Regions from separate parts of the Homo sapiens genome. Here region 2 is linked to region 1. A link is an interaction called in ENCODE POLR2A ChIA-PET data of the cell type or tissue named here. Cell type or tissue: CD4-positive, alpha-beta T cell. All regions are shown on one strand.

Region 1 (2,500 bases):
TGAGGGCTGGAGCTCTTGAGGCTTTGGTCGGGGCTGCTTCTTGCAGAGGGGCTTGGAGTGGTGGAGGATGGAATGGGGGAGCGAGTGATGTACGTGGGTCTCTCGATCCCGTAGGCCAGGGAAGCTTTCAAAAAGTCTTCTGGCAGAGGGGCCCGGATGGGGTAAACGACCCGAGGGTAGAAGGGCATTTCGGGGCTCCCACGTCTTCTAAAGTCATCGAGGTCCTTTTCTGATGTGAGGGGTGAAATGTTAGAACGGTAGAGGTCCTTTCCTTTGGAGGGGTTGGAGTCCAATTTTAGGATTTCTTTCACGCTGTACTCTCTCTTTGGGACATTCTTTGGGCAGAGTTCATTTTTCTCAGTGCTCGGTTGCTTTAGACTGCTCTGTGTTTGTGCTGAAATAAAGAAAAAGGGGCGATTACACAGAGGGCTAGAGAGAACTGAAGCAAAACTGCCAAAGTTGCTCCTCCTTCTTGAGAAAACCTGAGTAACAGCTGGCGACACAATCGCCACATATCTGGCTTCCAACGCACTCTCATTCTAGAAGGCTCTGGGCCACTCACTCAAAAGTGCAGTTCCGTTTCCTCCTCAGCAAAATGCGGACAATGGCAGCACAGACAGAACAAACAGCAGCCTTGGGTGATTCTGTTTTCATTAGTACAGACCTTATGATAGAAAATTGCTGTTTAGGCTGGAGTAAGATAGCCTAAGCTGGATGCAGTGGCTCTTGCCTGTAATCCCAGCACTTTGGGAGGCCGAGGTGGGCGGATCACCTGAGGTCGGAAGTTCGAGACCAGCCTGACCAACATGGAGAAACCCCATCTCTACTAAAAATACAAAATTAGCTGGGCGTGGTGGCGCACACCTGTAATCCCAGCTACTTGGGAGGCTGAGGCAGAAGAATCGCTTGAATCTGGGAGGTGGAGGTTGTGGTGAGCCGAGATTGTGCCATTGCACTCCAGACTGGGCAACAAGAGCAAAACTCTGTCTCAAAAAAGAAAAAAAAAAAAAAAACTTCCATTTTAATGGAGTGGAAAAATACTGGGGTGGGGACCCTGTCATAGGTTAATAAAAGTCTTTCTGATGTTCATGGTTTACCTAAAGGAAATCAGCATACCCTGAGAACTAAATGTGAAAGATTAAGACTCATTTCAAGTAATACACAGTCATCAATTTTCGCTTCTACTCTTGTTGAATACGAATTTGATAAAGCCCTGTTCAAACTGCCTATGCCAAGGAGCTTAGCGAAGTGAATACCACCTTCCTCGCGATGTGCAGACAGCCTAAGCACTTCACCAAGGCTCTGTCTGGTCTAGCCAGGATCCCAGCAGTGCTGGCCCCTGGAGTCACAAGGCGTGACAGTCACCTCTGCCAAACCACAATAGGTACTTCCTGAGCCAGTTCAATTACTTAGCGCACCCAAGAAAACAGAACAGGCTAAGAGGAAAGCACTTATTCCCAAAGACGGCACGTTATTACTTGGTAAAGATACTATTTAGGAACAGCAGCAATGAGGACAGTTCTAGACTATCCCTGCCACAGCCAGCCCTGTCTCCTCGCTACACAATAAATGATGCCTTCAGGAAAAAACACCCATCTGGGCAGGGAAAACTGAAAATTCCCTGCTCAGCCTTGCCTGGAAACCAAAAGTAAAACATACGATGTTTAGTTTGAGCTCTGATTATTGGAGGACAGTCACTCAAGCCAGGACACCTGCCCTAGGAACGCACTGAAGGCATTGGCTGTCAATGTGTGGAGATGCCTTCAGAGGCAGCAGGTTTGGGGGATCATGCTGAAGCCTTTGTGCAAATATCCTTCATCGTCTAAAAAATGTCTCTGCTTGAATTTAGTTGAGAAAGAACTCCACACTTGCTATCTGATAGGTCTAGAAATGAACTCTGTGAAACTCCAGAACTGAACCCTTTAAATGTATTCTCTAGGCTGACTGGCTTGAGGGATTCGATTCCAATTTGAGAGCCCCTTAGAGAATGTTATCTCCTGCCAGCGGTTATCAGTTCCTCCTGGGCGAGCCTGAAGCCCCAGAATAAACACAGAGAAGAACGCTATCAGGGAAGATGCTGACGGGGGGGCCGTGATGGAAAGCTTGCTGAGGGAGAGGGATTTCTGAAGCCACTAAAACAAAATAAATATCTCCTTATCAGGCCAATATCGGTCTTTCAGTGAGGCCCAGCAGGCAGGAAGTTCTAATTGTCACTTTTGTTTTTTAAAGCTAAAATGGTAAAGGATGAGAAAGACAACTAAGCTTGAAAACTGATAGGCAAGGCATCTCACAGCCACAGGAAGGAATTTTATGAAGGTGAAAAAGAATTATTTGGAAACATCTATATAGGGTCAAATTCATAATGATTTTTAAAAACGATGCCGCTCGAATAAAATGGAAATACAAAAAACTTTACCCTCATGACTTTGAGCCATTTTTACTCAAATTATGTATCTAAGTCTCATATTTTTTCCAGTGGCTTCCACACTCCCTTGGTTCT
Region 2 (2,500 bases), 610 kb after region 1:
TGCTATTGTTTTGGAGACTTCCTTTTACCCTGCTTTGAATTTGTCACCGTTCCAATTTTAGACAGTAAATTATAAGTCTTTAAAAAGAGAGTTCCATTCAATCTTGAGAAAAGGGAAAATGAACCCCTGAACTGGATGTCAATTACCAGTCCCTGACTTGGGCAACGTCTGAACTCTTCAGGTTGGTAAATTCAACCATGGGGTGTTGTGTTTTTTTGTTTTGCTTTGTTTTGTTTTGTTGGCTTCTTTGTTTCATTTGCAAATTTTTTTTTTTTTAACAAGAAAGTTTGTTTCAAAAGAGCCTTTCTGTTGTATTCATAGTTGTCAGACCATGGCAAGCAGTGAGGCAGTGGAATTTATTTGAATTGCCACTCTTCCTTACTTTTTAAAAAATGCTCCCTTACAATAGTAACTCTTACAAGGATAATCTACCAGCAAACATCAGTAGGCCAGACATACTGGCAGTCCCCAGTCAATCTGTAACTGAAAACTAAAAGTATAGCAGGAAATCCTAATAATGAAACTTGCAGGATTAGAGAGCTGATGAAGCAGAAAACAAAAAGTAGGTGATAACTGCTTAGTACAGCCTTGCTGGGTGTCAGGACTTTAAGGATTTTCTTAACATGTGGGTGGATCTTCATCTATTTTTGACTTCACTTTAGCCATCCAAAACAAGTCTTGGCTCTGGGTTATTTTCCATCCTCTTCCAAGATAACCCCACACAGCTATAATCAACAGAGCTATTCCAACAAGCTTTTTTTTTTTTTTTCTCAGTAGTCTTTCCCAAAGTAATAGAGAGTTCAGGTTATCATATCTTAATGTCATGTGGTACTAAATCACACACTCCAAGGAGAGATAACAAGACTGCCCAAGGAGGGTGGGTGTGGTGGGTAGGGACTTTGTCCCAGCCAATGTTCCTTTCTCTCTAGGGGGCTAAATATGTCCAGCTTATGTATGGCAAGAGGTATCAGAGCTGGATGGGGTCAGGCAAAGAAAATAAAGAAGACAGCTCTGCCAATGGCTTAAAAATGCCTAGGCTCATCTTGGTTCCATAGTTGGAAATGGGATGATTTCATCTTGTTTTCCCAGTGAATCACAAAGTGGCCTTGAGGGATCACATGCTCCTAGCTTGCTTTCCTTGGAAATAGAGACCTTTGCATTCATCTGTCAAGTGCAGAATGTGGGGATTTGTCAGGAAAGCCAAATCTTCATGTTGGTCATACCAACTGTTTTCCAGTATTCTACAAGGGGTCTTAGGACCTCACTGTCCCCCACCCGGACAGGGTCATGTATCCTAGACCTTGCATTCAGCCACACACAGGTTCTGGTTGCAGAATAAACTAAAATGTAGACTGGATCAAGACCTATAGGACATACTTCCTGGCTTTGCTAACTTTGTTGGCCTTCATCTCACCTCATATTACCATAGTCCACATGCCTGGAGATCCTACAGATCTCTTACTGATGAAAACTATACAGAAACCATGGCTTCAGCCAGTAATTCCCCTAATCCTCCTTTGGCAGTCTCAGAGGGCAGAGGACACATCTACGGTATCTTCCCAAAGGCCAGTGAAAAAACAGTTGATCAGTTGGTAAGACTCAAGCCCTAGTGGAGACACTACAGGCACCAAGTACAAAAATAATCCCTTTATAAGAACTCAAAACCATTTATGTACAATTGGAATCCACTCTTACCCACTCACCCACCTATCTACACTGTTGAAGTCATTAAAGTGTGGCAATTATTAAAGGAATATATTTGTTTATAGAATTGGAAAGTGCTATGGTTTTATATTTTATTCAACGTACAATGGCTTTGTGGCTATGAATTAAGACAGTATGTAAGAAAACAGCAAGAAAACACAAATAAGGGCCTAGAAAATGTGTCCCTTTGCAGCATCTCAACATCACCAGCTCCCAGAGAAAAACAAGTGTACCTTTTGTGCGGGAGGAAAAATGTTTTAGTAGTGGTTATGAAGGTGATGCTTTCTGCCAGAACTCAGACTGTTCTTGAGTGCTCACCATCTCAGCCTACTCAGGCTTCTAAAGAGGTATAAGACAAAACCAGCACATGTACACCAAAATCCATCTGATCTTCAGCATCCCCAGCCTCTAGGTTGCTGGGGCTGTCATGGAGCCAACCTAGGTTTCCTTTCTGTAATAAACTGGGTCACCACTGGAGATAAGACCAAAGAACCAGTGGGTGAGGCTTGAAGCACCCCAAGCTGCCTAACCATCCCTTCAAATAGATGAGCCTCTTGGCCTTGTTTTTAAGAACTAGAGAAATCTGAGGGTCCTGCAGAAATTTTTTTACATTCAGATAGGAAGGGAAAAGCCTCTCAGGTAAACTGCCTGCCTCAGATCTTCTCTTGAAATGAAGACCTGGAAATAAAAATGTCCAGTGGTATAGGAAATATATCAGGAAAAAAAAAAAAAAAAAAAAATATATATATATATATATATATATACACACACACACACAGTAACTGCACATACAAAA

What was found. Peaks named below come from ENCODE experiments on the same cell type or tissue, not always from the same donor. Only the 100,000 strongest peaks of a DNase experiment are listed, where the experiment ranks them.
Region 2: POLR2A ChIA-PET joins it to region 1 with 7 read pairs; 2 of 35 experiments call an interaction of 5 or more read pairs at or near these places.

Annotation. Positions count from the first base shown.
Region 1 is chr6:106,102,719-106,105,218 of GRCh38, reverse strand. PRDM1 (PR/SET domain 1) reads right to left here. Exons shown (of 7, transcript NM_001198.4): 5 at 1-394. Among named protein-coding and RNA genes, the nearest start is that of PRDM1, 18 kb to the right of the region's middle. RefSeq lists an enhancer at 1-445. In CD4-positive, alpha-beta T cell, no CTCF peak of the experiment used is centred here; a DNase peak (open chromatin) is centred at 1,328; H3K4me3 peaks cover 1,495 bases; H3K27ac peaks cover 1,035 bases.
Region 2 is chr6:105,491,482-105,493,981 of GRCh38, reverse strand. No RefSeq gene overlaps it. Among named protein-coding and RNA genes, the nearest start is that of PREP, 90 kb to the right of the region's middle. In CD4-positive, alpha-beta T cell, no CTCF peak of the experiment used is centred here; no DNase peak of the experiment used is centred here.